2 separate regions of the Homo sapiens genome follow, and region 1 is linked to region 2. The links are chromatin loops, found by intact Hi-C in ENCODE. Cell type or tissue: mucosa of descending colon. All regions are shown on one strand. Links, peaks and the distances in the headings refer to the core of each region. The heading gives the core; the rest is flanking DNA. Region 1 has its middle 32 kb from the start of GTF3A. Region 2 overlaps LNX2 (ligand of numb-protein X 2).

Region 1 (16,615 bases), core at 3,208-11,207, 150 kb after region 2:
CTGGGGTATGTCCTGAGAAACAAGGTGTTGGCTTTGAAAGCTTTTCATTTTCTCTCCCTTAAAAACTTAACCAGAAACTTTAGTTATAAGCAGATCATAAAACTCAAATTCCAATACCAAAGGACATTTCCAAGGACATGTATACATGATTTATACATTTTATGATACCGATCCAATGACTAAAAATGCTTTTTTCCTCCATGCTAGTAACTGTATGAGTCCTTTTATTGGCCAAATGTGGATTTTTAAAGTTTTTTTTTTTTCATGCTTTTTTTTTTTTGAGACAGGGTCTCGCTCTGTCGTCCAGGCTGGAGTGCAGTGGCTTGATCTTGGCTCACTGCAACCTCCGCCTCCTGGGTTCAAGCAATTCTCCTGCCTCCCCGGTGGCTGGAATTACAGGTATCCACCACCACACTGTGTCCAGAGTTGGAGTTTCTTCCTTCTGGTGGGCTCCTGGTATTGCTGACTTCAAGAATGAAGCTGCAGACGCAGCGAGTGTTACAGATCTTAAAGGTGGCAGGGACCCAAAGAGTGAGCAGCAGCAAGATTTATTGTGAAAAGCCAAAAAACAAAGCTTCCAAAGCATCAAAAGGGACCGGAGCAGGTTGCCGCGGCTGGCGGGGAGGGGAGTGGCCAGCTTTTATGCTCTTATTTGTCCCTGCCCACATCCTGCTGATTGGTCCATTTTACAGAGTGTTGATTGGTTTATTTTACAAACCTCTAGCTAGCCAAAGAGCACTGATTGGTGCGTTTTTACAGAGCACTGATTGGTGCATTTTACAAACCTCTAGGTAGCTACAGAGCAGTGATTAGTGTGTTTTACAATCCTGCCTATGCTGATTGGTGCATTTTACAATCCTCTTGTAAGACGGAAAAGTTCTCCAAGTCCCCACTCAACCCAGGAAGTCCAGCTATCTTCACCTCTCAACACCTGGGTAAGTTTTGTATTTTTAGTAGAGTCGGGGTTTCACCATATTGGCCAGGCTGGTCCTGAACTCCTGACCTCAGGTGATCCACCCGCCTCAGCCTCCCAAAATGCTGGGATTACAGGCATGAGCCACTGTGCCTGGCCCATGTTATCTGATTTTTAATGACAGCGGATCTGAATTTCTTTCAAAAAGGATCCATTCATTTAGAAATAAGACAAAAACATTCCTTCCATCTTTTGCTTCCACTTTTTTGTTGGAATGAGTGAGGGTGCTGGAGGTGGACGGGCCCTGTTTCCTTGCCCTGCTTCCATTAAGGGCTGTTTCTGACCTGTTCCAGGTTCCAATTCCTACCCCAGGTTATTTCAGTAAGGAAATAAAGACTTTGAAAATATTCTTTTCTCAGAGGAGCTCTCATCTGGGATCTCCTTGAGATAAAAATGCCTATATAAATTTGGAAGCCATCTTGAAGTTTTGAGTGCTAAAAATCTGCCCTTTGGAAAATGCTACAGAAAAAATATATTTAAATAAGCACCATCTATTCAATAATATTTAATAATAAGTTGAACAACAACAAACCAACAAACAATTCTTGACTTAAGAAGCCCGAACAAAGTGGGCAGAGGCCTAACTTCCTTTCTTTAAGTCAGGGGAAACGGCAACCTTTTGAGATCCACCAGTTTGGTTTCCAAGAGGGACCTACCTGGAGAAGGAAGAATGAAGACAGCATTGGCAGGAATGGAACTGTTACTCACAGTCTGAATAACATCGACACTGATAGCCTTTGTGTACTTCCAAATAGACTCGTGTCTTTGTGCCCAGATGGTGCCTTGACACAACTGCTTTAAGGAAAAGGTCTTTTAACAGGAAATGCATTTTGGTTTTTGAAATGCTTCTGCATTTCTTGCCGGCTGGGCTTCATTGATGAGTTTTAAATGTTCCTTTGTTTCTAGTAAACCTAGCTCTCAACTTGACCCATTTTGGTAGTGACCAGGGTGCAGGGAGCAATGGACTGATGGATTTTGAGATTTGCCTACACCTCCCAGTGGCTCACTGAATCCTGCTTTCTGGGGTCTGCTTCCTCGGCACCTCCCTACCCATGTGTGTTTTATGGGTATCCTAACAGAACAGTCACTTCTCCCCTGTTTCTGGGGAGGCTGTGAGCCCAGTAAGACAAGACAGGTGAGCATACTTTATCGGGAATATGCTTCAGTCCTTCATCCCTGCACCAGCCCAGGTGGCGGCAGAGTTCTCCAATGGGCCAAGAATATAAAACTGGTTATTTGAACAAGACTCTTTTACAAGCTTAGGCAGGTGTCTCCTGTTGGGCCACAATGAGTACATTTGTCTTAAAAACTGGAAGTCCTGAGACTAGTGGATGAGGAGGATGAGACGTGACCCCTTCCTGGACCCCCTTCCTGAATAAAATGACAGCTCTCGTAGCAGCATTTTGAGGAGACTACCTGTGAATCTAGAATATCATTCATTCAACAAGTTACTGACTAAATAGTGCTTAACCTAAAGTGGAAAATGATTCTCTGAATGTATGCCAAAAATACATATGGGCAAGTGACTAAAATAGTTGAAATAAAAATCTTGTTTAAATAGTCCCATCTATATTTTGGCCAAATTTCAATATCTGAGGATAAAGTTATATGTTATAGCAACACCAGCCTAAATTAATAAAAACACAGGAAAAAACTTTAACAGAAACTGGACATTTCTGTCACATTTGCCCAATCCAGAAATGTGGGGCAATGTAGCTGAGATGTCACCTACAGGAGCTGGCATTGACAGCATCTCCTAGGACATGAGTCATGGGTTCAGCCAAACGTGTTTCCACTTTTTGGTCACATGGCTCCCCACTATACTCAAAGACAAAACGTCGCCTTTACTGCTGGGCCCAGCACACAACAAAAATGAAAACTGGATATTCAATAAATACTCTCGATGCTAATGAGAAGTATTTTACAAGTTTGGATCAGTATGGTAAAATACCTATATGTCTGTATCAGCCATATACTTTAGACTTTCTTGTCTAAAGTGCAAAGAATAATACTTCATTTCAATGTGTGTACAATATCCGAGGCTCTCACATTCTGTGTACATGGGCATATGCCGTACCTCATGCTTTTAAAGCACAAACTCATATATTTGAAACTGACAAAAGAAAAAAGACCTATAAGAAAACGTGTTGTTATTCCCAAGTGATTGATACATAAATTAGAACATGGAAGTTTTTCCAATGTTGAATGAATATGGGGGAAATGATTTCCCCAAAGTTAAGTAATTCCGTAGTTCAGCTGAAATGATACCTCAAGTCTCTGGGCTCCTGGGTCACTGAACCTTCGAATCCCCTTCAGAGCACTGTCCAGAGAACCTTCGCAGGTTGGCAAAGGCCTGAAAGAAACGTGGTCCTGTCATCGCCCTTTCTGGCTCATCCTTTGTCTGGCGTTCTGGGGCTTCAAGGCCAGGAGGGTTATAAGATTTGATTTGAGAAGATATTTGGATTCCCCTAACTACTTGATAAGGGAAACACACAAAAGATTTGTTTTTGCAAGAGGATGACGTTGATCATTGTAAGTGGAATAAAGAAAAATGTTTTCACTCTAATGATTGAGAATTATTTGCAAATATTTATATATACACAAAAATTAAAAAGAGAGAAGACAAGCAATGGGTGGGAAGAGAAAAGAGAACAGGGAGGAAGAAAGTGCTCTGGGAAGCAGGGAAGAGCAAGAGGAGACGAGGTGAGAATATAAATAAACATTCTTTCCTGGTTTCCAGACATCGAATGAGGACAACTCTGATAGCAACTCTTCAGTTCTTTCAACCAACATATTCTCTCTAATACATGCTTATGTTTGTCATCACCAAATGAAATAATGCAAGTGAAGCTCTTATAAGAATAAATGTTAGCCCGGGTGCAGTGGCTCAAGCCTGTAATCCCAAAACTTTGGTAGGTCAAGGCTGGCAGATCACTTGAGGTCAGGAATTCAACAACAGCCTGGCCAACATGGCGAAACTCCGTCTCTATTAAAAATACAAAAAATGAGCCTGTCATGATGGCGTGTACGTATAATCCCAGCTACTCAGGTGGCTGAGGCATGAGAATTGCTTGAACCCAGGCGGCAGAGGTTGCAGTGAGCAGAGATTGCACTCTGCACTCCAGTCTGGGCAATAGAGTAAGATTCTTGCCTCAAAAAAAAAAAAAAAAAAAAAAGGCCGGGCACGGTGGCTCATGCCTGTAATCCCAGCACTTTGGGAGGCCGAGGCGGGCGGATCATGAGGTTGGAAGATTGAGACCATCCTGGCTAACACGATGAAACCCCATCTCTATCAAAAATACAAAAAATTAGCCAGGCGTGGTGGCGGGCGCCTGTAGTCCCAGCTACTTGGGAGGCTGAGGCAGGAGAATGGTGTGAACCCAGGAGGCAGGGCTTGCAGTGAGCCAAGATGGCACCACTGCACTCCAGCCTGGGTGAAAGAGCGAAGCTCTGTCTCAAAAAAAAGAAAAAACAAGAATAAATTTTAGTCAATAAGTATTAACTAACAATACCAACAATTGCAACAATACAAGTAGTGTAGTGATGCAATTGAGTGACAATTTATGGAGGACTTTGTATTGTGGGGCACTGTGCCTGGCACTGTGAATGATGCAGGGACTATAGCACACTCCCTTTGCCTTCACCATGCTTACAGTCTCCCTGAAAGGATGAGCGTATGGGCATCTAACCAATAATTTAAGCAGAAAAAAGCGGAAGTGCATGCAGAGGCATGCTGAAGCCAGTGCCCACCTCTCTTCCCAACCCCAGGTTCAGCAACGTCACCGTGGTGGCTTGGAATCAGCCACAGGAGAGTGTTTACACCACAGGAATGGCAAACACAACAAAGCAGGCCTTATTCTTTTTCTCCCCAAAGAGCTAGTTGTTAAACATTTACCATTACTGTTCAAAGGTGAGAAGACATTTGCACTAGGCTCATAGGCGAAGAGTGAGTTCTGTTCTTGGGAAGCATGTACTCCAGCACTCTGCCCTGTCTTGCCATTTGTCTATCAGTTGCGGATTTGCTTCTCAGCTGCAGGCTCTGAAGGAGAGAAGTAACAGTGGACGCAGGTCTGTGGAGCACCCAGTACCCTCCTACACATCCCTCCCAAGTCAAGGCTGAGGTGCACAATGCTGACCCGTGTGCTGGGATCACATCTAGCGTGAGAGTGTTTAAGCAGAACGTCTCTAAAGTGAGAGGCCAAAAGCTGATGAAAATACAGCATTGTGGACAGGAAAACTCTCACTGTCCTGGACATTTTCCTATTCAATTTAACCTAAATTATCAAAATCACTGAAATCAAATTTGTCCTTCAGAGATAACTGGATGTATTGATTTGCATTAAAAGAAAAGAAGTGGAGGTCCGCAATCTCCATTAACTTCATTTTCTTCTTGCTGTAATTATATAAATTGCCTTTAAAACAATTATTGAACCATTAAGGATTTATGGGAAAATGTTCATTGTCCAAGACACTATTGCTTTTTTGTAGCTACACATGCAGTCTTAAATACAAACAAGAGGAAACCACAGTTATATCCATGAAGTGGGAAAGGGATGTATGCTTATTATATATCCTCTGATGAAGAGTTTTGAGCCAGCTGGAGTGTCCGGTGAGATTACTAAAACGTTCTCAGTAACTACCTATATTTGACTTTGGCACCTTTTTAAAAGTCAAAAGAGGCATTTGCAAGCAGCCATAAAAAGTCATTACATAAGCAGAACAATTGAGGCTCCTCAGCATCTGGGGAAGGCAACACATCTGTCTTCTGTCTATTTCTTCCCTAAATGTCTCCCTGAATCAACTTTTATGGTGGTGGGGGAGGTAGGAGGCTGTCGTAAATATCCCATTCTATTTGAATCCCAGAGTTAACAATACCCCCTGTGACTATAAACACAAGATGTTGCATTCAGGAGAGAGGTGCACTCAAGTAAGCAGAGATCTTTGTGACAGTGGTCTCGGTGTGGGCCACAGGCCAGCTAATCACATTACCATGAGAGCCAAGAGGTGGCCCCCAGACAGTGAAATAAAGAGGAGGGGAAAAGCAAGACTAATCTCGTTAAAAGGAAAGCCATGGTAGACGCTACTTTTACACAGCTGCTTAAAACGCCCCGTTTTCCCAGGACTGGATCACCTGGGCGTCCTCTGCGGCCGGGCTAGTTTCGAAGCATTGTTCGGTCCCGCCAAATGCTGGAGCCTCCTGAGTACATGCAGACCTTGTCTTCAGAGTCTTGTTTATAAGAAAAAAACAGACTTCACCGCCTCATCCCAAAAAAAGCCTTCTGGAGACGCTGTCTTCCCTCATTATCCTATTTTCAGTTGACTATTCCCCAAATTTTCTAAAAAGACCACGTTGCCCAAAGACTCCAATAAAAAAGTCCAGCTTTGCATATCTACTGCAACCTAGAGGAAAGATCAAACCAAACCTGAGGAAATCCCCTAGATCAGCCATTCTCAAAGTGTGGTCCAAGGATCCCTGGGGGGACCCAAGACACTTTCAGAGGTCCCCAGGCTTCTCCCTTTCCCAACAGCATATCTAGTGATGCTGGGTGTTCTTAATATCCTGCAACTCAACAGCCTATTACAAGAGATGGAAACAGACGTGAGAACCAGCTGTTAAAGGGATTTGCAAACTACAAAGCAAGACATTAAAGAGATTTGCAAAAATGAAAAGCAATGCTACTCTTTCCACTTAATGTTTTGTTTTGAAAACTATAATTATTTTTTATAAGAATATGTACGTTGACAAGTAAAGGATTTACTACTGTTATTTTAAGTGAATTAACAAATCAGTATTTCTTTTTCTCACTGTCATCCAGGCTGGAGTGGAGTGGCACAATCTTGGCTCACTGCAACCTCCGCCTCCAGGGTTCAAGCAATTCTTGTGCCTTAGCCTCCCGAGTAGCTGGGATTACAGACGTGCGCCACCACGCCCAGCTAATTTTTGTATTTTTAATAGAGATGAGGTTTCGCCATGTTGCCCAGGCTGGTCTCGAACTCCTGACCTCAAGTGATCCACCCACCTCGGCCTCCAAAAGTGCTGGGATTACAGGTGTGAGCCACCATGCCAGCCTCAAATCAGTATTTTTACATTTCTCTGTTCATGGTAAATAGGGGTAGATGTATAACCCATGCAAATAAAAGCTCTTTGGCCGTGTAAAGAGGCCCAAAGACCAAAAAAATCAGAACTCCTGCATTAGAAAGACATCAGCCTGAGAAACATACCAAGACCTCATTTCTAAAAAAAAAAAATTAATTAATTAATGAAAGACAAAGAAACACATGAAAATGTTCACATGTAGATATTGCTCATTGCTCTAGACCTTAACTGTGAAGACTGTGGCTGACCTGAACCTTTGGACGACGATAGGGGTTTTCCTCAATCTGCTCATCAGGCCTTCTAAGACCAAAGCCTTAAATTAACCTTTGATCAAAGACACACGATGTTCAAAGAATAAACTGTAGAAATCTGGTGAAGTCAGGAAAATGACAAATAGGCAAGCTAAGTCGTTTACCAAAAACGGCCCTTTTTATTAATACCACTTCCCACCAGTCCCCGCCACTCCTTAAGTTCTGGCAACCACTAATCTATCTGTTCTCCATTTCTATAATTCGGCCATTTCAAGAACGTAATGTGAGTGGAATAGTACAGTATGTAACCTTCTGAGATTGGCTTCTTTCACTCAGCACAATTCCCAGGAAACTCGTGCACATTGTTGTGTGTGTTCACTGTCTATTCCTTCTTATTGTTGAGTATTATTCCATGGTCTAGATGTTCCACAACTTCACACATTCACCCACTGAAGGGCATCGATGTTGGTTGCAAATTTTTGTTATTATGAATAAAGCTGCTATAAACATTTGTGTATCAGTTTTTCTGTGGACATAAATCTTCATTGTTCCGGGATAAATGTCCAGGAGTGCAATTGCTGGATCATGTAGTAATTGCATGTTTAGTTTTTAAAGAAACTGCCAAAATGTTTTCTACATTAGTGGCGTCATTTTCCATGCCCTCAGCAGTGTGTAAGTGATCCAGCTCCTCTGCATGTTTGCCAGCATTTGGTGCTGTCACGTTTATTCATTCATTTAGTTAGTCAGTTAATTTTTTGAGACAGAGTCTCACTTGTTGCCCAGGCTGGAGTGCAGTGGTGAAATCACAGCTTACTGCAGCCTCGAACTCCTGGGCTCAAGCAATTCTCCAACCTCAGCCTCCTGAGTAGCTGGGACTATAGGCACGTGCCACTATGTCCAGCTAATTTTTGTACTTTTTTTTTTTTAGAGATGGGGTCTCACTGTGTTGCCCAGGCTGGTCTCAAACTCCTAGACTAAAGCTATCCTCCTGTCTCAGCCTCCCACAGTTCTGGTTTTACAGGTATGAGCTACCATGTCTGACTTTGTCACTGTTTTTAATTTTAGCCATTCTAAAAATTTCATGGTTCTACATTTTACATTTCAGTATGTGACCCATTTAAAGTTAATTTTTGTATTAAGGTGTGAGAATCAGGTTAGGTTCTTTTTGAAAAGGGGATGCTTCCTTCCTCCATAGCATCTTTTTCAAAAATTAGTTTTGCATTTCATATGAGTCTATCTTTGGGTTCTCTATTTTGTTTCATTGATCTGGATGTCTATCCCTCCACCAATACCACCTACTCTTAATAATTGTAACTACATAATAAGTTCTGAAATCAGGTAGACTGCAACGGATTACCTGTTGAATATTTGTTTTACTTAGGCTAAGTGCTTAGTCTTGATTTATAACAAATATATTAGTTAAAGCATCTACATTTTCTTAACATCTTTTTTGAGGTGGAGTCTCACTCTGTTGCCAGGCTGGAGTGCAGTGGCACCATCTTGGCTCACTGCAACCTCCGCCTCCCAGGTTCAAGCGATTCTCCTTCCTCAGCCTCCCGAGTAGCCAGGATTACAGGCACACACCACGACACCTGGCTAATTTGTGTATTTTTAGCAGAGAAGAGGTTTCACCATGTTGGCCAGGATGGTCTCGATCTCTTGACCTCATGATCTGCCCACCTCAGCCTCCCAAAGTCCTGGGATTACAGGCGTGGGCCACTGCGCCAGCCATAACATCATGTCTATTATCACAATTTGCATTTTTATTATAATTTTTACCTTTCCCCTGGTTCTGCCACTCACTTTGCTCAGGTTACTTCACCCCTCTGAGTCCCAGTTTCCTCATCTGTAAAATGAGGAGAGAGTGGTCCATCGCTTGGTGTTTGTGCATGCTTTCTAGGAGGTATTGGCAGTAGGAGTATACGAGAGTACATGTCAAAGCCACCAGCACGGTAGCAGGTATGCAGTGACGTTTAAGTACTTCCAGTCCCCGTGTCTCCTGCCTCAGAGTTATTCCATTGCTGATGTTGAGAATATGTGGAGTTGTTACTTGCATTTCTGTAACTTATTCTCATTTCTAAACGCAGCACCACATGCCTGATACACAACTCTTTTGTAAAGATGTATCATGCAAAGGCTATGTATTATATTAATGAATGTAAAATCTATGAATGCATCTTAAATGAACCATTCACTGGCTGATAGCTGGGATAATCTGATTCTTGAAAAGGCCTCCCCTGCTGCCTAGAACAGGGCAAATCCATAGAGGCCTCTAGAGGCTGCACTTGCAATAAAAGTAATGTCATTTCCCCTCATTACTCAAGAGTCCTTTCTTCCTTGCCCTGCGCAGACACCGTTTGACTCAGCAATTCCTCTTGTACAAATCTATCCCAAAGGTACATTGGCCAAAACATGAAAATACATCAGCATTATTTGTAATGGCAAAAATGTGAAAATGATCCAAATGTCCATCAGTAGGGGACTGGTTGAATAAATTGTGATACTTCTTATGGTACTTTTATGCAATGCAGCTGTGCAAATGAATGAAGGAGAGCTCTACTGATAGGGAGGAATATCTAGGATTTATTGTTAGTGCAAAAAGTAACGTAATGTGTTTAGTAGATGCCACTGTTATCTTAGAAAAGACAAACACACATTTAAAAAGGATGAATTTTTTTTTTTTTTTGAGACAGAGTCTCACTCTGTCACCCAGGCTAGAGTGCAATCACGTGGTCTTGGCTCACTGCAACCTCCACCTCCCGGGTTCAAGTGATTCTCCTGCCTCAGCCTCCTGAGTAGCTGGGACTACAGGCGCATGCCACCACACCCAGCTAATTTTTGTATTTTTAGTAGAGACAGGGTGTCACTATGTTGGCCAAGCTGGTCTCGAACTCCTGACCTCGTGATCCACCCGCCTCGGCCTCCCAAAGTGCTGGTATTACAGGCATGAGCCACTGCACCTGACCAGGATGAATTTTATGGTATGTAAATTATATCTCAATAAAGCCCTCATAAAAGTATATACAAATATTTAGAAATGGAAGAATAAGCCATAATTTTTTTTAACTCTTGCTAATAGAAGAAAAGAATAAGATCAAAGATGCCAGGAAAAAAGGTGGACCTTTTTCTTTTTTGTTTTTTTCCTTTCATACTCTGTACAATCCATGGGATGAACTTTTTTCCTATACCAAATTTTATAGAGTTTATTTTGGAGCCAGTAAGTATTCTACATAATTACAAAACAAAATTAAATCAAGAAGCAATTTCTAAAAATTAAAAGGAAAAGGAAACAAATGGACCCAAATGTGTCCCCACCCAGGCAGGAATCATTGCAATTGACTTGAAAGCACTGTCACTTGACTGTCCCTGCTCAGTGGGATATACCCTGAGGACAAAAAGAGCTGCAACCAGAGCCTTCCATGGCTTTCAGTAATCATGTTGTTGATGGGCACACAGATATTGTTGTTCTGAGACTGTTGTCTGTGTATTTGTGGGACAAATCAAATGAGTAATTGTGCTCATGTCTTTGAGAACTTTTCTCTGTGATTGAAAGGAGATAGGGTGTAAGGCTAATGAAGTTAAGTACAGTCCTTGTAATACTGGGTTTGCATTGAAGTATCAGAATAATACTTTATGGCGAGTTCTATCTTTAATAAAGTATACATATTTTCTACATCTGTTCACAGAAAAGGCCTAGAAAAGATGATCCCCCTGGGGATCATTAACACTCCCGGTACCCAGATCATGATCTCTATACAGCATTTCCCATGAAAAGCAACAAGGAGTCCCTGGAGAAACAGCCCACTGCATGTCTGGGGCAGAAAAAGTACCATATTTTCTCATACCAGAAAGCAAGCAAGCTCTCAAGGCTACTCGGGTGGCGCCAAAGACTTGGAGCCAAGCCATCCTGACCAACATGGTGGAACCTCATCTCTACTAAAAAAATACAAAACTTAGCGGGGCGTGGTAGCACTGCAGTAGATTAGCTACTGGGGAGGCTGAGGCAGGAGAATTGCTTGAACCCGGAAGGCAGAGGTTGCAGTTAGTCAAGATTGCGCCACTGCACCACTGCACTCCAGCCTGGTGACAGAGCAAGACTCCATCTCAAAAAAAAAAAAAAAAAAAAAAAAAAAAGACTTGGAGCCAAGCTTGAAGAGGCCAAAGATGTTTAAGTCCCCAAGTTCACAGTAATACAAACACCACCACAACATAACAGCAGCTTATCTGATAACTTTGGAGGATTTTAAGGAACCGAATCTTTATTTTTGAACTGGTAAATCAAGGGGAAAAAATTAGGCATTTGTTCTTTATTTTCTATAAGATCTGGACCTCAGGGTAACCAACGAGTTGATGAGGGAAGCTTTGCTTTGTAGTATACAGTATTGCTCATAGATACAGAAGGATTGCTAGAATTAGAAGTCTGGGTGCGGTGCCTCACGCCTGTAATCCCAGTACTTTGGGAGGCTGAGGTGGGCAGATCACTTGAGGTTAGGAGTTCAAGACCTGCCTGGCCAACATAGTGAAACCCTGTCTCTATTAAAAATACAAAAATTAGCTGGGCGTGGTAGTGGGCGCCCGTAATCCCAGCTACTTGGGAGGCTGAGGCCCAAGAATCGCTTGAAGGTTACAGTGAGTGGAGATGGCACCACTGCACTCCAGCCTGGGCGACAGAGTGAGATTTTGTCTCAAAAAAAAAAAAAAAAAAAAAAAAAAGAAAAAGAAAAAAGAAAGAATTAGAATATCATCGTTTTGCAATCCAAATAAATGAATAGCCCTAGGCAGTGCCCATCAATAGCTAGTAACATTACACAAGGGGAGAAAAGTAGTCATTGTGTACTTCCATTAAGGATGTACACCACCCATGAAGCAATCTTGCAGACACACACCTGACCAAGCCTCTAGTTCTGGGAATACAAGGGACAGGGCACACGTTAAAGGCCCCTAGAGGAATTTCAGCAGCAAAACTTAGCCTATAGGCAGCGCTGCAGGAGAAACAATTCAGTTTCTGAGGGAGGGGGGCAGGTATCTACATAGATTAAAAGATACTCAAGAGACATATCCCAATGCACAGACCTTCTGTGGATCTCAATTCAAACAGGTAAACTTTAAAATAATTAATGGCAATAGGCAATTAAAGAAATGTGAACATTGACTGGATAATTGAATGATATTGAGGGGTTATGGTTAATGTTTTAGATGAGATAATACTGTGGTTATATTTTTTAGTTTTAGGATTTAGAAATACTTATTGAAATATTTATCGATGATGAGCTATATGGGTTATAATTCATAATAATAATAAAATATATTTTGAATAAAATGTATTTCAAAATAATCGGAGTGGGGAAACAAACTTGGCCATGAGCTGACAACTGGAGTTGGGGACGGGTACATGGGGGTCATTATACTATGCTCTCTGTTGAAGACTATCTAGCCTCTTGATAACTCCAGCAAGGCAGGCAGTAGTAATTGCTGAGGCCTAGGAGATTAGGAACAGGAATAACAGGATGGTCTGCACACTTCCATGGGTTGGAGGCAGCAGACTCCCTGGCCACCCAGCAAGTCCCTGGCCCTCACACAGATGAGTGTATGTTAAGCAAAGGAGAGGGCCAAGGGCTGTGAGGTGTGGCAGGGTGTGAAGAATGGGAAGACAGTTAGCATCTCCCCGTCAGGAGATAACAGATCTTCAAATAACTGGATAGTAATCTGAACTCAGTGGCTGGGAAGCCTTATTTAGATACCAAAGCAGATGACAGAGGAGGCAAAGTAGGTCAAACTTGCCTGGAGAATAAAAAGATGCAAAAGGACAATTTTTGTTTTTATCTGCACTTTCTCTCTCTGCATCCCATCCATTCCCGTCTACAACTCTCCCCTCCCCCTCTCTAAACCTTCCCTCTCCCTCTCCCATGCTCCCTTCCTCTCTCTCTCTCTCTCTCTCTCTCTCCTGCTTCCATGTCCCTCTCACTCCTGGCTCCTGCAACGTGGTTCTGTGTGAGGAGGGCTCAGGGCACATACCCACAACAGAGCAGCGTTCAAGTGTCTTTTCCACAAACCTGAGGCCTGTGTAGCCTCTGCTGTGTGCCTCTGCCTGTTCCTCTCTGCATCTCTGTTTCTCCTTAGAACATGTCACTGAGAAGCCAAAGTGAAATCAGAACTCTTCTGCTCAGATGCGCCAGCATCTGTTTGTAAATCTATCTTAAGAGACCATAGCTCTGAGCTCTATTTCCAAGTCACCCAGCAGAAAGCGAACATCCCCTTTTCTTTTATTTTCTATCCCTTTTCAAAAACAAGAGGGAGAGATGGGGGGGGTGGGTCACTGTTGATGTTTCTGCAGCTGGAGCATGCACATTACACGTTTTCAGAAAATCAGACTCAGAAAAGTTGCTGTGCAGCATCTCAAAGACTTGAGCACCAGACTGTGGGCTCTGGGCGCCCCAGCCTGCCCGTCCCTCTGCAGCCTCCTATGGCCACACACGGCTGGGCCAGAGGGGAGCTGCCAGCCAGAGGCGACAGGAAATGGGCATTAGCACCTGGCGCAGTCCTCAACCCTCGCCTCCTCCCCAGCGCCTCAGCCCTTTGCACACTGGTGGTGCAACCAGTTACCAATCGCATAAGACTTAGGGGCTAAAATGAAGCAAGTAGATGGCCTGCCACAGAATTTAGGCTAAAGTGAAAAAGCAGGCCAGGCGTGATGGCTTATGCCTGTAATCCCAGCACTTTGGGAGAGGCCAAGGCAGGAGGATCCTTTGGGCCTTGGAGTTTGAGACCAGCCTGGGCAACATAGTAAGGCCCTGTCTCTACCAAAAATACAAAAAAGTTAGCTGGGCTTGGTGCCGTGCACCTGTAGTCCCAGCTACTCAGGAGGCTGAGATGGGAGGATCACTTGAACCCAGGATTTCGAGGCTGCAGTGAGCTATGATCACTTCACTGCACTACAGCCTGGGTGACAGAGCAAGACACTGTCTCAAAAATGAATAATTAAATAAATAAAAAGATGTCTGTAGACATCCAGCTGCCTCCTCCCTCCAGTCTCTCCTGTGCTAACAGCCCACCTCCTGCTTCCAGCACCACAAAGTGTCACAAACCCACAAGCAAAAGTCTCATAGCAAACCGAAGACTTAGGTCCTTTAATAAATGGATCCCCATCTTGCCATTAGCAGTTCATCTCCTCCCCAGCAGTCCTCCTTACTATCCAGCCTCCTGGGGTCCACACACTACACATCAGAGTGCCGCCTCCAGGATTCAGGATTCTCAGACTGTCACCCCTCCTCTGCAGCCATCCACACCCGCCTCCCCTAAGAGGTGCTCCCCTGGCTTTGCCAGCCCTCCAGACCTCTGGCCCTCCGAATTCCTGTTGTATTTCTAATGCTCGTCACAGCATTCAGCACTCAATCAAAGCACTTTCCATGTGGATCACGGCAGATGTGTGCATATCTTGTGATGAGCAAGGCAGGCTCAATCACTGGGCTCTGATTCAGAGTTCCCAGGGAGCTGGAATGATGCAGGCACTTTGGGTGCAGGGATGGGCACAACGGAAGACAGATTGATAATAAAGTTCAAATGTCTTTGAAGATCATGTTTTGTTTTGTTTTATTTTATTTTATTTTATTTTATTTTATTTTATTTTATTTTATTTTATTTTATTTTATTTTATTTTATTTTTGAGACAGAGTCTCACTCTGTCACCAGGCTGGAGTGCAGTGGCATGATCTCGGCTCGCTGCAACCTCCGCCTTCTGGGTTCAAGCAATTCTCCTGCCTCAGCCTCCCGAGTAACTGGGACTACAGGCGCCGGCCACCACGCCCGTCTAATTTTTGCATTTTTAGATGAGACAGGGTTTCACCATGTTGGGCAGGATGGCCTCGATCTCTTGACCCTTAACACACACATACGTGTTGCATTCTACTCCATGATGTGTTCAAGTCTGATAGAGTATAAAACTGAGGTTTACATCATGTGCTGTAATGAAGAGAAAGTGACTGAGATTTGGCCCTCATCTGCCAGCACCCCACTAAGCACATATGGTGAGGCGTAGGAAGCACAGGTGTGCAAAGAATGCGGAGCACACAGGTGGAGCTCAGGCTCGGCTCCGAGGTTCACTGGGTCTTGGGACAGGTTTCTCCAAGCCCCAGCTCCCCGAACTGTAAGAGGGACCATGCCCATCTCCAGAGCCCATGTCACCGTTCAATGGAACGTGCCTGGCTTGCAATAGATGCTCACTAAATGTTGGGTTTCTTCCTTTCCCTCTTTCCATCTGGAGCCCACCTCTCAAGCACCATCAGGCCGGGACTCTTGGAGGAGGCTCAAGGAAAGAAATCAGCATGCAGAAGTCGGGGGAGGTGGCCAACCTGACCAGACGCCTCTGATCCTGCATCTCCTTTGCCCTATCTAAAGTCCTCCCCAACACTGCCTGGCCTGGACCCACTCCCCAGTGAATTCTGTAAGATGAGTGCCTCACTTCTCTGGTAAGTGTTACTGCAAACCGTTTTACAAAGAGATAGGCTGTTGCTGCCCAGCCAAGAGCAAATTCTGAGATTCCAATCACCTACATGCAGGGCTGGGAAAGGAACATGGACCTGCAAAGAGTGGCCCCTAAAATAATTTAGTGGCTGAAAACTAGGAACTTTGCAAATGAGAAGCCACAGTTTCAATATACTTTTTATGCACTTCTAGCAGAGAATCAGCTACGCTGATCACAGTGTTTTTCACTTGCTTGTTAGAATACAAGCTCCTTGGAGAACAGGTCATTTCTTATTCATTTTTATACATTGTATCTCCACATCTGTGCAGTTTCATGAGTAGACACCCAGGAGCTGTTTGTCAGGAGACCTTATACAAAGCAAATCCTTATTCCTATTGAATCCACCACTAATCGTTTCTAAATCAATTTTGTTGATACTTAGTTGACATATCTTGAAAGTTTAGAGATTTATTTTCTACAAAAGACATCACTTTCTCAGGAAGACTAACCTCACCAGAACCCCATTCTCCCAGCTCCTGCTCCAAGTCAGGCAGGGCCCTCCACTGTCTTCCCCCAAAATCCATCATGCCTTTGAAATTGTCTGTTTCTGTGTTCATTTGCCTTGTGCTTAATGATCGTTCCATTCATTTTTATACCTCCATTGTCTGTTCCAGTGCATGAACCGGAAGTACCACTTCAACACCATTCGGTGTATACGGACAGTGAAACTGCATTCCTTTGATGAAGGAATTTAAAATGTTTCATACACAGGAAGGGCTCATCTACAGGGTTTAGTATTTTTGTTATAATTCATTTTTCAGAATTTGTGGGGA
Region 2 (16,615 bases), core at 5,080-13,079:
AAAGTTGTGTTTGTCTAATTTTGAAGGCTGCTGACAAAAATTTCATACCTTTAGATAGGAGATTGCCTTAAAACATTTACAGATTTTCTCCTTGGTCATAACATTTTCTGGGAATACTATGCTGCTATTACACATAGCTCCTTTGGTAAAATTTCAAGAGTATAGATTTCACATCTGGAGAAGGGTAGATAGGCCTAGAATTCCAGGCCCTGATTTAGAGATTTGATAAATGCCATTATTAACAGTTAAATACATGTCAATTCTCTAATGTGATTTAAGGAAATGTTATAATTCTGTGAATGTAATTTGTATTTTTTATATTATTAACAATTTTAATTATCTACAACATTCTCTTAACAGTTAATAAGTGTTAAAACCTTCTGAGACATTATCTTACACTGTACACTTAATGGGATAGTTCTTGTGTAGGTGCATATATACAATATGTACATGTAGTCTATCACACTATATAAACATATACAAAATACTATTTGTATTAATATATAGTACATTCTTTTAACATACGTAAATTTTGAATCCCAGGACAGTTGCCTATATTAACATGATTCAGGACAAGTTACATGACCTCCCTAAGTTTGTTTCATCATCTGTAAAATGGGGTCAATAATAATATATAATTTCAGGACTTTTGTGAAGGTTAAATGAAATAATGCATGTAAAGGCATTAGCTTTTCACAGGCTAAGCCCAAATGTTAATTATTATTTTAATATTAATATTGCATATGTACATCTTATTTTTTACTGAATTCTAATTCAAAAGAAAAGTGATGTTTTAAATTCTTTTTCTTCCAGGAACATCTCAATAATAAGTAGTAGTAACAAATGTCAGTAAAAATAGGAGATATTAATTTGTTGGGAATTTATTTCCCTGTCATTAACTTTTTCAAAAATTCAGTCATTTTATATCCTTTTAGCTTTTCATGAAGATTTTGAAGGTAGATTTGCATCTTCTTCATGATTGAGCACTCATAGTAGTAGTCAGTGAGAATCAGGAGATAGGTCGATGACCTTTTTCTGGCAGTTGCCAAAATCTACACTTTTGTACTACTCTGTCAACTTTTCTGTCAAAGAAATGGGGGAAAGATGGAAGTAAAATTAATTGATTTGTCTTCAGAATCTTAAAACTCAAAAGCATCATTTACTTTTGTGAAGTTGATCAAACATGAAGCTCAAACAAATTATACAAATGATGTGCTTATTTTACTTTGACTGCTGTATTTCAGCAGTCCTGAGTTTTTTCAGCTACATAAACAGTCATGAAAATAACATAGTCCAAAATTTGACATTGATCCACAGCAGACTTATTAAGAACTGTGTATTACTTTCATTTGCAATTAAGGAATAAAAAATAATTACTTTATAAATGCCATGTAAGTTATTACCTTAGTTTGAAGTAATAACTTTACTTCAACTATATTTTATTCATTATCCAATGATTTTTTTCTTGTATGTTTTAGGATCTTACTCAGTGTGTTACATGCCAAGAAAAACACATTACTGTAAAGAAGGAACCACATGAATCCCTTGGCATGACCGTTGCTGGGGGCAGGGGAAGTAAGAGTGGTGAGCTGCCCATCTTTGTGACCAGTGTGCCACCCCATGGCTGCCTTGCACGAGATGGCAGAATAAAGAGAGGTAAGATGGGATCTTGAAAAATTTTACCACATCTTATTTCTGAATTAAATGCACATTTAAAAAAATAAAGAATATCTACAAAGTATCTATTAAACATGACTTTTTTAAGTTCTTTAAACTGTCCCTTGCATATGGAAGCATAAAGTCATTCTATGAGGTTAGAAAAATGCCTTATATAAAGGAAAGTTGCTGAACCTTGATGACAGTTCCAGAATTTGCTAACAGTTACTCAGACTCTTAGATTATTTTATCTTGGGAAAAGATCCTCTAGCATTACAACAGACTTAGATACTCCAAAGGGCCATCTCACTGAAAAATGTTTCTTTTAATAAAGTGTCTGTGTAGAAGGGGACTCAGAGAGGAGGTGGAGCAGAAGACAAAATTAATTTTAGGGATAAATGCATTTGCCATTTCATATTCCCTATCAATGCTATATAATTTGCATAGATGGGGGTTGCAGCTAGCCACTATTGCCATGGTAAAAATAGCAGTCTCCATTGACTTAGTTTGTATATAAGGTAAGAAAAGTGACTCTGAAAACCTATTTTTCCAGGAATGAAGTTGAACCCCTACCTCACACCATAAACACAAATTAAATCATAATGGATGCAAGATCTAAATATAAGAGCTGAAATTCTTAGAAGAAAACACAAATGTAAATCCTCATGACCTTGGATTAGGCAGTAGTTTCTTAGATATGACACTAAAAGCAAAAGCAACAGAAGAAAATATAGACAGACTGGACTTTAAAACTGCAAACTTTTGTGCTACAAAGAATACAACCAAGCAAATGAAAAAATAACCCACAGAATGGGAAAAACATTTGCAAATTATATATATGACAAATGACTTGTGTCTAGAATATATATTCTTACAACTCTAATTAAAAAGACAGAAAACACAACATAAAGATGAGGAAAGAATCTGAATAGACATTTCTCTAAAGAAGATAAATAAATGGCCAGTTTTCCCATGAAAAGATGCTCAGGCTGGGTGTGGTGGCTCACGCCTGTAATCTCACCACTTTGGGAGGCCAAGGCAGGTGGATCGCTTGAGCCCAGGAGTTTGAGAACAGTCTGGGCAATATGGCACAACCTTGTCTCTACAAAAAATACAAAAATTAGCTAGCTGTGGTGGTGTGAATCTGTAGTAATCCCAGTTAGGAGCTGAGGTGGGAGGATCACCTGAGCTCCAGAGGTCAAGGCTACAGTGAGCTGAGATCATGCCACTGTACTCCAGCCTAGCATCAGAGTGAGATCCTGTCTCAAACACAAATCAAAACCACAGTAAGATACTACTTCACAACCAGTAGGATGACAATAATGAAAAAGACAGCCAATAACAAACACTGGCAAGGATGTGGAGCAGTGGAAACCCTCATTAATTGCTGGTGGGAATATAAAGTGGTACAACTGTTTTTGGAAAACGGTTTGGTAGTTCCTCAAAGAGTTAAACTGATTCCTCATATAGTTTCCATATGACCAGCAATTCCACTTCTAGAGAAATGAAAACAGCTGTTCATACGAAAACTTGTATACCAGTGTTCATAGCAGCATTATTCACAATAGCCAGAAAGTGGAAACCACTCAAATGTCCATCAGCTGAGGAATGGATCAATGGAATGTGGTCTACCCATACAGCAAAATATGATTTGGCCATGAAAAGGACTGAAGTACTGGCACAAATTACAAGGATGAACCCTGAAAATATTATGCAAGTAAAAGAAGCTAGATATAAAAGACCATGTATGATTCCATTTACATGAAATGTTCAGAAGAGGCAAATCTGTAGAGACAGAAAGTAGATTAGTAGTTGCTTAGGGTTGGGGAAGGGAAATGATGGGTATAGAGGGAGTGATTAAAATGTTCTCAAAATTACTGTAGTGATGATTGCACAACTGTGAATATATTAAAACCATAAAATTATGTTCTTTAAATGGGTGAATTGAATAGTATGTGAATTATTTCTCAAGCTGCTATTAAGTAAAGGTTATTTGTCCAGTTGTAGTATTGGGGTAATTTTATTTCCTTTTTGTTCTTTTATTGTGTTTTCTAAATTTTCTACAATGAGAATGATTTGCTTTAATAATCTGAAAAACTGATGATAAATTGGGAGAGATAAATTTCTGTAGACTTTGTAGCACAAATGTCTGCTTCCTACAAAACTAATCCTTTCCTAACCTTTGATATAATCCTCATTGCCATTTTTTATTATATTACTTAGCAGAGCAACAGTTCTTTTCTTCCTGAAACAGGGAAGACATTCAAACCGCAAGTTTCATTTCTTCATGTGGGCCCAGGGATAGCTTCTTTGTACATATTCTGATGTTTGCCCTGAATAAACTATACAGGGCTGTCCTTATGTATAGAACTGTGTAAATATAAAGCAGAATACATTAAAGATTTATTTCTAAGGGCAAAGGATCAAGTGATTTTTGATTGGACAGAATTGTAGAAATCTCTGAAACTCTTAAGAAGAGAAATGAACCTGCCCAGGGCCTGTACACAGCTAAACTCAGACTGATGATTCGAACTTCCAATCATGTCAAGGTGCCTCAGGCCACACTTTTTTCTATGTATTATGACATTATTTTAAAATTATGGAATGTTTTCTGTGTATTGGGTTTCTTCTCAATATTATAAAAATTACAAAGAAATAATAAATGCCATTTATTATTATACCTTATCTCATCAGAGTTGGGGGAACTAACTTTTGTTGCTTAGTTTATAAACAACAAGATTTGCAGGTGAAAACTCAGTGGCTCAGCTCATTTTTCTTGTTTCTTCATCTGAACAGGTGATGTGTTGCTAAATATCAACGGCATTGATTTGACCAATTTAAGTCACAGTGAGGCAGTTGCAATGCTGAAAGCCAGTGCCGCGTCCCCTGCTGTTGCCCTTAAAGCACTTGAGGTCCAGATTGTTGAGGAGGCGACTCAGAACGCGGAGGAGCAGCCGAGTACTTTCAGCGAAAATGAGTATGATGCCAGTTGGTCCCCATCATGGGTCATGTGGCTTGGGCTTCCCAGGTACTGAGCGCTTTCTTGTTGCTTTATGGAAATCATAATCATGCTTGCAGCCCTTATCAGTGTGTAGCATGATAAATTTACTCGTTGGGATAAAAAAAAAAGCTTTAATTCAGTAAAATAGCAACATCAAATCAAATTACAAAAGAAAAGGATAATTTTTCTTAGGATATTACACTTTAAAAGGTACACAAAGAAAGCAGTTGTGTCCATTCCTGTCAAGGCTCCTCAGTGGGCTAGCCATGAGATTGGATAACCCAGCCTCTTGCTTAGAAAAGTTGTCGTTTACCAGCACTCATTCCGCTATGTGCTGAGACTTCATGCATTTTTCATCAGAAAACCCAGGCCAATCTTGGGGCTTCCCCCCATCCCAGAAGCCTTTCTTAACACCTTTTTAAATTTATTTTAACTCTCGCTAAAAAGGGTGGCATTTAAAACTCAATTTTTATTGGATACAAGAGTCTATTAAGCCAAACCATTAGTGTTCAAGAATGGCTGCTTCACTTTTATTTTTTATAAATGTGACCAGCCAAGATATGCTGTGGTTGGTCAGTGTCGGGGTCACAGAAGCACATGGAACCTCCAGTGGCATCCCAGGGTACATTCCTTTCCGCGGTTGTTGTTTGACATTTGAGATAGGAAGAATGTGTTCCTATCATCATTTGTTGTCTAATCCGTTTAGATTCTTACCGTACCTAAGAATCCTAAAACTAAGCTATGAAGCATTTTGACTTTTGACCAAGTATGAAAATTATTGATTCTTTAAAATAAAACAATAAGAATTTGCTATTTTCTGAGCCACCTGACTCGTGGGATACATTTATAACAACAACTAGCATTTATATAGTGCTTCAAGGCGCTTTGCGCATAGTGGGTGAGAAGTGGTCTACTCGTGCAGTGGCTGGGCAGCACGTTGCAGACCTCAGAGCTTGTCTGCACCTCTAATGATGGGGCAGGCAGAGAGCAGCAGCGTCCTGGAGAAACTTGGTCCCTAGTGCTTCCTTTAATTTTCCTTATCTGATATACCAGTCTAGTTTGGAGGTTGGCACATTGACCTCTTTTTTTCAGAGCATTTTCTGGTGTGCCAGGCATAATAGCAAAGATTTTAGATGAGAAATACACAGTATAGTAAAATCTGTTTTTGAGCCCACCTGTGTTGAAAGAATACCTGTCGATAAAAGGCTACTATTCAATGTGTGTATGGAGGTCTCTGTTGAATGCAAAGCTATATTCAACAGCCATGTGTCCTCCTCAGTGGGTGCAGGTGGCCCCTATATGCAGGTTTCACACGGCATAGTGTAGCAGCTCTGCTCTGCTTTTCGTGAAAAGGGAGATTCTTCCACTGCGATTTGCTGGGGTATACAAGAAAGCTGTTTGTTTCAGAAGATGCAGCATTAGGAAAATAACCAACACTGTCCCTTTAAATCCAGGCCAGTGCATGGGACCTTGTTCCATCCCAGAAGCCTTTCTTATCAGTGAGCTAGGAAACTAGATAAGATGAGAAGTTCTGGCATGGTAAACATTGCTTTATAGAATTGGCTTTATTAAGAAATAATAAAACAGGATTTTTAAAATTAATTATTTATATTATGTATATTTATTATTTTATTATGGATTTAAAACAGGAAACCTTGCCTTCCGTGCATTTAGATCCAGTTTCACCTAAAGATGAAAGATATTTATTTATTATGAAGAGTTTTTTTTTCCTTATCATTTAGGTGTGCTTTTTTTGTTTGTTTTGTTTTTAAGATTTTACTCACTGCTTGTTCCCAAATCCATAGAGCTATGGAAACATAAGTACATTTTTTTTTTCTCCCTCTCTGGACACATCCTGCAATCTGGCAGTAGCATTCTAACTGTAGTTTCTCAGTGTCTATGATACATTTATATATGCATGTGTGTGTATAGATGTGTATATATTTTCTTTTTTTTTAAAGATGGGGTCTTGCTCTGTCACCCAAGTTGGCATGATCATAGCTCACTGCAGCCTCAAGCTCCTGGGCACAAGCCATCCTCCTGTCTCAGCCTCCCAGTAACTGGGACTACAGACACATGACGCTGTACCCAGCTTGTCTATGATAGAAAAAAAAAGAAAAAGATTTTTTGTTAGTGTTTTTCAGATTGATTTCTCTATTTTGGCAATTAGAGTCTCCCTTAAAATGAAAACATCCTAAGTAAAGGAGAAAATAACAAATAACTCCTCATGTAGACTAAAAGCCTATAGGACCTTTAGAAAAGAGAGATAATTATCTGCCTTCTTTTCGGAAGCTGCGTTCCTAATCTTTTTCTTCTTTCATTTGCATGCTGGGCTTGGCAGTACTAGACCTCTTTCATCCCACATTGTAATTCCTCTTGTAGATAAAAGTGATTAGTAGAATTGAGGACTTTGTTGACAATGCAGTGAGCTGATATAGGTACATGACCTTTTTGTACAGGTTACTGAGGTGTAATTTGTAACCAGGTTCTCTACTTGTGTGTGTGTGTGTATGTGTGTGTGTGTGTCTTCACTTGGGAAGACTGAAAAAAGTTGGAGAAATTTGAGTCTACCTAGGACTGTGTCTCTGCTAGAAGATGGATTGTCAAAATAATCTATTTATTAATAGCCCTTTTTCTTTTTTCCAAGAGTGGTAAATATAACATGGTATGGGGTTATAACAAAAATAAGCGGCTATAAAAGCCTCCATGTTAATTTTTTCTTTATTTTTCTGTTTGTTTATAGCACACTTCATAGCTGCCACGATATAGTTTTACGAAGAAGTTACTTGGGAAGTTGGGGCTTTAGTATCGTTGGTGGATATGAAGAGAACCACACCAATCAGCCTTTTTTCATTAAAACTATTGTCTTGGGAACTCCTGCTTATTATGATGGAAGATTAAAGTGAGTCTTGTTCTAATTAATGATGTGATTCATGTTGATGACATTGGACATGATCTAGACCAGGGGTCAGGGGTCAGCACTAAATCCAGCCCATTATCTTTTTGAAAATAAAGTTTCATTGCAGTGCAGCTACACTTACTGGTTTATGTACTCTCTGGCTCCCACACTACACCAGCGGAGTTGATGTCATCATGACAGAGACTGTATGGGTCTTGAAGCCTAAAATATTTACCATCTGACCCCTTACGGAAAAAATTTGCCAATCCCGATCTAGACTGAAATGTTACCTTTACTGTCTTGTCACTTATAGCTATGTTTCATTAATCTGATGACAGAAACTGAACCTGAGTTATTTCATTGGACATATTTCATTCATCACGTTGTGATGTGACATTGAGCGCTGAGTAAGTTTCCCACACAGCCTACTCAGGTCCAGTCCTGTCATTAGATGACTCTGCTTCATTTTTCTCCATAGCACTCATCTCTACCTGAGATCGTATTTATGCAAGCTCCATAAGGGAGGGATCTTGTTGCATTTATTGTTATATCCCTAGCAGTCATAACAATACCTTGCATAAAGTAAGATCTCCATAAATATTTGATGAATGAATGTACAATAGCTTACAGGATGCCTGGCGCGGTGCTAAGTGCTGTGCATGCATTATGTAATCTTTTTAACAATCCTATGAGGTAAGTTTCTTTATTATCCCTGTTTTAAAACAAACAAGATAACTGAGGCTTGGAAAGGTTAAGAAACTTGCCCACAATGAAATAGCTGAAAGTGGTTGGCTGGCATTCAAACCCAGGACTATCTGGCTCTAGATCCCTGGACTTTAACCCCTCTGCCAGCCTCTACCACTGAGCAAAAGTCCTCGCTCAGTGTACAGCGTCTTATCAAAGCCCGGGCACTGGGAGAAGAAAAGAGAAGGTGTCATGGCAAGACATCATCACCAGCAGAGAGGAGGTGGTTGATTGTAAATTCTTAATACCTGGTTTACGAAGGAAGAACCAGTTCTTAAAAAGTAAATGTTGACATTCTATATAGAATGCTATGCAGATGGAGAATGTACACTGTTTGCAAGGAGTAAGTGACATCTAAATAATGTATGGAAAGGTGATTGGGAGTGGTATGCTCCAGGTCAGCCTATATTGATAAAGATGAAAAAAAATCATTTTAGGAGGACAGAGTAGGGAAAAATGAATTAATCACTCTCTTAGCTAAGTTACTTAACCAGTCTGGGCCTCTGTTAATTATAATTTGTATTCCTCCTACTTCCAAAAAGAAATTGAGGTAGTTAACAATAAAATAGTATATTTATGGTATAAATAGAAGACCAAAAACCATAAGGATAATTATGGTAATTATAAGGCTGGAAAGGTCCTCCAATTCATCATCCATCCATAATAATTCTGCTTAGAGTACAGTGAGCGTCAACAGCTGAAAGAAGAGGAAGTATGGGTCTTATTTCCAATTTAATTCAGCCCTCAGATGTATGAGCTCTAAGAATGAATAGAAAAATAGCAGTCAAAATAATAACCCCCTTCAAATGCATGACTTGGTATTTTTTTAAAGAGAGAGCATATTTACTCTATATTTTGCTTAAATTAGTGTGAAAATTACTCTGCTTGTCCTTGACATTCACCTACTGGTTATGGAGTCATCGGCACAGGGGTTTCCTTGATTGGCAAGGGAAAGCCAGCATAGGCTTAAGGGCTGTCCCAGACAAAGTAGATTATACACCCTAACCATTGACAGTTCAGTGGTAAGTGAAACCGCATTTTTCATGCTACATAAATCTCAATTGGGATATTTTTAATACCATGAAAATAGTAACATTCTGTATCTGTCTCTCTTTGTCCAGGTGTGGTGACATGATTGTGGCCGTAAATGGGCTGTCAACCGTGGGCATGAGCCACTCTGCACTAGTTCCCATGTTGAAGGAGCAGAGGAACAAAGTCACTCTGACCGTTATTTGTTGGCCTGGCAGCCTTGTATAGATTTTGGAAATTGGTTTCAAATCTTGCATCTTCCTTTTTTAGATTTTTGAAAGAAAACCCTTTGGTTTCATTGTGTTTGTGGTTTAGGAGCTGCTGACACTGCTGGTATACACAGGGCCAAAACCCACTAAGATTGTCCGTTTATGTTTATTTAAATGGTTTCCTAAGTTAGTTACATTTCTTTTAGCTTGGAAACAGTCTTCCACTAACCTTTGTGAGTTTATATTTTCAGAATTCAGACTTAGTTGTTAAAATGTTACCTATGGTAATGAGCAAAGCTCACCCAAACTGTGCCCCAGATGGAGTAAAGACCTTCTGGTGGGTCTTTGTTTTCAGTAACTGAATCATAGAACGAGTTCTGTATCCCTCAGGCCTGATGTCAGCAAAGCCAGTAACAACAGCGTGTACTGCCACTGTCATAACCAATACCATGAATGAATATACTTTAAATTTTGGTGATAACTGTTCCCCATTTTTTTTTGAACCACAGTCTCACTCTCACCCAGGCTGGAGTGCAGTGGCACAATCTCAGCTCACTGCAAGCTCCGCCTCCTGGGTTCACGCCATTCTCCCACCTCAGCCTCCCGAGTAGCTGGGACTACAGGCGTGTGCCACCATGCCCAGCTAATTTTTTGTACTTTTAGTAGAGACGGGGTTTCACCGTGTTAGCCAGGATGGTCTCGATCTCCTGACCTTGTGATCTGCCCGCCTCAGCCTCCCAAAGTGCTGGGATTACAGGTGTGAGCTGCCGCACCCGGCCGTTCCCATTTTTTATTGGTGCCAACATTTCAAAACTTCATACTGTTTATAAACTGATTTTCTGGTTTATTTCTACTGTAATCTCTCAATATTCATAGAAGATGAAGAAATAAGTCTGACAACACTAAAGAAATTTCTTAATATACTATTATTAGAATAGTAGAGGATAAAAGATAATGTTATCCAGTTACAAAGGAATTTGGATGATAATTATAACTTAATGTTAGAGATGGTAAAGCTGCACTTACTTGAACAGCCCAAAAGCATTAAAAATCTATTTCCAGAGGAATGTTTTGCTATGTAGGGAAATTTTGAAGTAGTTTTTGCTAAAAAATTATTTCTAGAGTTGTGTTATTCTTAGCAGTAATCTTGGCTAGAAATGTTTTTGTGATTTATGCGATTAAACGAAATGATAAAGATAAAACCATATTATTAAATACCTATATATCACAGCTAAGTAGGAGAAAGGGAGACCTTTTTATTTTGTTCAGGTAGGAGTATTTCTTGTGTATTTTAGAAACAATTATTTTTCCCATTATTTCTTATGAGATTAGTTGTTTCAAGTAGGAGACAGAAAAGTTCTGTTTTGTTGGAAATGTAGGTTTTAGATGTATCTTTCAGTCAGCTCTCAGTCACTAGACTATTTCATATTTTTTGAAATGTTTTTGAAAATTATGACTAGCCCATTTTTTGTCCTTTATTCAACATACTTATCCTCTGAACACATAAATAAGTGAATAAGATAAAAATATCTTTACCTTATTAATATTATACATACTTGAAAAAAATTTCATTTAGAAACCTAGTTCAGAATCTGAGCAAATTTACAAGTGACCTCTGTAATAAATGGTATTGATAATCAGAGAATGTATTTCAGAATACTACAGTACAATATATTATGAAGCATGACCACTTTATTTTGAAACTTAGCAATTGTATTGCTGGGGTTTATTGTATCTGTAGCATGTCACTGATTATTTCAGTTAGTTTTATAATGATTTTTAAAAAACATATCTATTTGGAATAAGATACAGCAACAATCATTGCTACTGACTTGTTCAACCCCTTAGTTACACTGTATGATCAACATATAACAAGATACAGTGGAATGGCCCATACAGTATATTACTGTTGTGTGATGATTGGCTTTGGAAGCAGTTTGATTTTGAAATGCTTTGATATTCTAATTGACATGGAACAAGTTTTTTCCCTGCTCCCCAAATAGAATTTTGTAACCAACTTTGCTATTTTTTTAAAGTTTGTAAGAATGTGTCATTTCTTGGGGAGTAGCCATCCATCAACAAATATCCTGACTGCTACTTTGTTATATACAAAATACTTACATTGAACCTGGTGGCATAATGAGTATTTTGAAAGAAGAAATTTCTTCACTCTCATTTTTATAGAAATCTTGGAATCAGCTTAAGCTGTAGCTTTTATGACAAAAGACAGTCATTTTTGGTCAGAGTGATATTTGGTGACGGAAACTTGTTCATAATTTATTGTTACTATAGAACTATTTGGATTTTCTCATTTTTAGTTCTGATAGTTAAATATTTTGGTTTGTTCTGTGCCTTCAGTTTAAATTATTTCAGGATTTTTCAGATGTTTAAATAATGGTGTGAATCATTCAGGATGGAAATAAAAGTCATCCTTTCTGTAATAGTGACGTTGTCTCTTTTCTTGAACAGCAGCTGTTGACTTAGTCTGTGATCTGTATTTTTGTTGCTGGCTCCACTGTCCTTATAATATACCGAGCACCGAGCATGAAACCTCAGGATCACAAACCCACCTTATTCTCACCCCACAGTTTCTTTTTCTTTTTCCTTTTTTTTTTTGAGATGGAGTCTCGGTCTGTCACCCAGGCTGGAGTGCAGTGGCACGATCTTGGCTCACTGCAACCTCTGCCTCCGTGGTTTGAGAAATTCTCCTACCTCAGCCTTCTGAGTAGCTGGAACTACAGGTGCCCACCACCAGGCCTGGCTAATTTTTATATTTTCAGTAGAGACAGTTTTGCCATGTGGGCCAGGCTGGTCTCGAACTGCTGGCCTCAGGTGATCCACCTGCCTCAGCCTCCCAAGGCACTGGGATTACAGAGGTGAGCTACCAGGCCTGGCCTCTTTTTCTTTTCTAATATGGTTACTAGGAAAAAAAAAATTTGTAACTGAAAGAAAGAAAGTTGTCTCCTAGTTTTCTGGTAAGTTAAGTTCAAACCAAGGCCTCTGTGGTCAGACTCCTAATTGGATTGTCCAGATGGCTCCATGGTGCCATTTACCCTCCCTTGCTCCAGCAGCCTCCTCAGAGCACACACTTACAGTATTTCCTCCAACTGTAAAGCTTTTTCTTCTCTGCTGGTTCACGTTGTTCCCATATCTGGAGTGAGGGCTTAAGTGACGCTCCATGTGTCTCACTCTCAACTCCACTCCCCACTTTCCTTCCTAATGGTGAATCTCCGTAGGCCTTTGTGTATGCATTTCTTCTGGCCTCGATCTCTTGCTACCTAGTTAGAGTTTTAAGTACCATCTTTAACCTTGCAACTTTGAGCACCACTGACACCTAAGTCTACAGCTCCCACAGTCCACAGCCTGAGACAGACACCCAGATCTCAGCACCTCCAAAACTGAAATCTGTGCTTTCCCAAGCATTTGCCTACTTCCTATCTCTTCATCTTTCAATCCAAACTCTTAAGCCTTGAGAGTAACTTCTGAACCCCAACTCTAATCATATCCTTGCCCTGTTTAAAAATCTTCATTTGGCTGGGCGCAGTGGCTAACGCCTGTAATCCCAGCACTTTGGGAGGCCGAGGCAGGCAGATCACGAGGTCAGGAGATCAAGACCATCCTGGCTAACACACTACTAAAAATACAAAAAAATTAGCCGGGTGTGGTGGCGGGCGCCTGTAGTCCCAGCTAACTCGGGAGGCTGAGGCAGGAGAATGTTGTGAATCCGGGAGGTGGAGCTTGCAGTGAGCTGAGATAGCACCACTGCACTCCAGCCTGGGTGACAGAGCAAGACTCCGTCTCAAAAAAAAAAACGAACAAAAAACAAAAAAAACCATTTGTTCCATGTTGTCTGCAGGATAAATCAAAAGCCTTGGTATAGCACAAAAGGCTTTTTGTGGTCTGGCCCCCAACCTGCCCCTGTGGCCTTATTTCCCATCCTTTCTTGCTTCCTATATAAACCACCCCAGCCCGCATACATCCCCTGCTCTCTGCGTCTGCAGGGGCTGACTTAGCTCAAGTGACACCACTCTTTTAGGAAATCTTTACCAATCTCTCTGGGCAAGCTTTTTCTGGCTCCTTTTAAAGATTTCAGTAAGTTACACATTTATGGTCATAGCTATATGCTAGGAAGAAGAAAACTTTGCCAGGTAGATGCTTGATTACCCCATCTGTGGCAGTGTTTTAAAACTAGACAATAAATATCAGAGATTCTGTCACTTCTGAAGAGCTCAAGATATTGCCAAGATAGAATCGAGGCTTAATTTCTTTTTCTGTTCAGGGAGTCTACAGTACGTTTAGTCGTCATGTTTTCTTATTCTCCTCTTGGCTGTGCCATTTTCTCAGACTCCTTGCTCTTGAGGGTGCTGAGAATGCTGATGCTGGTCAGGTATATTGCAAGTTGCTTTCTATTGGAATTTGCTGTTTTTTCTTATTATGACTGGCAAATGGGTTTTTGGAGCGATATCCCCAAGGTAAAATGTTGTTGTCCTCATATCAAGGATACCTGCTGTCTGTGTGCTTTATGGCTGCTGAAGTTGGCCTCAACTACTTATCCGGTTTCTCTACAATAGTGTGTGCAGCCCATGCTTGAGCAGTGGGAGTTATTCTGTCCGTTTATCTTTGAGCTGGTCAGGAAAATTGAGGCCTCTAGTGCTGCTTAGGGAGCACCTTGTGGGTAGAAGGCAGGTAGAAATCCTTGGTTAAGAGTATCAGGGGCAGTAGTCCAGGTGCGGTGGTTCATGCCTATAATCCCAGCCACTTTGGGAGGCCGAGGCAGGCGGATGACTTGAGGTCAGGAATTTGAGACCAGCCCGTCCAACATGGTGAAACCTCGTCTCTACTAAAAATACAAAGATTAACTGAGTGTGCTGGCGGGTGCCTGTAAGCCCAGCTACTCAGGAGGCTGAGGCACGAGACTTGCATGAACCTGAGAGGTGGAAGTTGCGGTGAACCGAGATTGCACTACTGCACTCCATCCTGGGTGACAGGGTGAAAACTCCATCTCAAAAAAAGAAAAAATATCAGGGGCATATTTCATATTTTAAACAAACTCAGCCAGGCAGAGTGACTCATGCCTGTAATCCCAGCACTTTGGGAGGCTAAGGTGAGAGGCTCGCTTGAACCTGGGAAGTCAAGGCTGTAGTGAGCCGCAATTGCGCCACTGCACTCCAGCCTGGACAACAGAGCAAGACCTTGTCTCTAAATAACCCTCTCTTGACTCTGCTATTCATAGTAAAGTTTCCCAAAAGAGTTGTCTCCATTTTGCATTCTTTAGCTATTTTTAATTCATAATAATTTTTCTGACACAAAAGTCAGAAATAATACAGTGAACACTTGTGTACCCACCACCCAGCTTAAATATAAGCAGGGCCGCTGCCATTTGACTTCCTTCCCCATTTGTGTCTACCCTCTGGCCTTCCCATTGTTTCTTCATAGTTATACTACGTATTTATACATCATTCAAATATAATATTGTGTGTATGGTTTTAAATCTGTAAATGATGTGCATATGTGGTGTTCTGCAACTACTTTTGCTGCAAGATTCATGCATGTTTATGTAGCTCAAATTTTTCTTGCTAGTCAATGATTATGACAATTTTCTATCCATATTTTAGTTACTTGACATTTAGGTTATTTTTTTCTTCTCATCATTAACAGTGCTGGTGGGAGCACCCATAAACAAGTATTCATGTGCATGTGGAGAGTTTCTGCAGGGCAGTGATTCTCATTTAATCCTGGCTGCACACAAGAATCTTTTGGGGAGCTTTGCTGTTTTAGTTGGTCTGGGCTAGGGCTTGGACATCAATTTTGTTTGGTTTTGTGTGTTCCTCAGGGGGGTTACATGCAGCCATAGTTGAAAACCACTGCTCTAGGAGTTGCATTCCTGCATTTAGAGTAGGTGCATCTTTACGAGGTAATTAATTTCCCAAGAGGTTGCACTAATGTTACATTTCCACTAGTAATTGGGTAAGTTTTGTTGATCCACATTCTTGCCAACATTTGGTGTTCTCAAACCGAAGAGGGTGAAAAGGGCATCCCACTGTGACTTCAATTCCCATCTCCCCATTTACTGGTGAAGTCGAGGAACTTCTCACATATTTACTTGTCTTTCAGGTCCCTTCTTTGGTGACTAACCTGTTGGACAATTTTCTAAAGGGCTATTTGTGTTTCTCTTTTTCATGTGTAGACATTCTTTATTCTGGATGTTAATACTTCGTGGATGATGTGAGGTATAAATATCTTCTCCCAATTTGTGACCTCATTTCAGCTGTAATGATGTGATAAACCAAAGTTCATCATTATAATGTGAACAAGTGTATGAATAGCATATAAGCAGATTCTTTTCTGTTACTTTTGGAATTTGTTATTTTGCCAAGGGTTGTCCATGTATGTTGTGATGATTATTATATGTTTTCTTTCCACCCTATATTAATTTCCTCTGCCTCTCTGTGCTTCATGTTTTCTTCTACCGAATTGTAGCTCTGTTTCTGTTCACTTTGCAGTTACCCTTGAATTTTTCTTCGTGCATATTTAACATAAAGTTTCAACGTGAACAATAGCTCTGTCCCCTCTGCACAATACAAGGACCTGAGACCACGTGACTCCAACCACCCTGAGGTCTGACTTAGTGGCAAGTGTTGTGGCTCCTCCTCATTCTCCTGTCCAGTTAGTGTTATTGTAATTGTTATATACTGTTGGGGTTTGGTTAGATTTCATTTCTGAGCTATGTAAAATACTGAAAGGCTGATGCAAGCACAGTTTATGATAGTTCCTAACATTCCAGTAACATCCCACAAAGGACATGTGGGCAACAGAAGGCCAGAGTGGGATTAATGGCAGCACACTGACCCATACTATCTGAAAGTTGAAGTTGCAATCCAGATATAAGGAAAGACTTTATAAAAGCTTGGGACGCAACAACATTTTCACCATTATATTACCCGTTTCCAAGCAGTCTGGAAATCACTGAAGCAATTTGCCTTTTTATGGGAGGGGTTGGGGGAAGGGCAGTTCAGCAAAGGTCACTATCACCAACTTTTCTAGAGCAAATGCAACTTGCATTGTAAATCCAGAGAC

What was found. A loop is a pair of places that touch in the nucleus more often than their neighbours do. Peaks named below come from ENCODE experiments on the same cell type or tissue, not always from the same donor. Only the 100,000 strongest peaks of a DNase experiment are listed, where the experiment ranks them.
Region 1: it touches region 2 in a loop (3-fold over the local background); 22 of 110 quality-filtered maps call a loop at or near these places.

Annotation. Positions count from the first base shown.
Region 1 is chr13:27,384,688-27,401,302 of GRCh38, reverse strand. No RefSeq gene overlaps it. Among named protein-coding and RNA genes, the nearest start is that of GTF3A, 32 kb to the left of the region's middle. In mucosa of descending colon, for the core only: no CTCF peak of the experiment used is centred there; no DNase peak of the experiment used is centred there.
Region 2 is chr13:27,541,277-27,557,891 of GRCh38, reverse strand. LNX2 (ligand of numb-protein X 2) reads left to right here. Exons shown (of 10, transcript NM_153371.4): 7 at 1,479-1,656; 8 at 4,453-4,684; 9 at 7,401-7,559; 10 at 9,422-11,979. The coding sequence ends at 9,557. Among named protein-coding and RNA genes, the nearest start is that of LNX2, 71 kb to the left of the region's middle. In mucosa of descending colon, for the core only: no CTCF peak of the experiment used is centred there; a DNase peak (open chromatin) is centred at 8,201.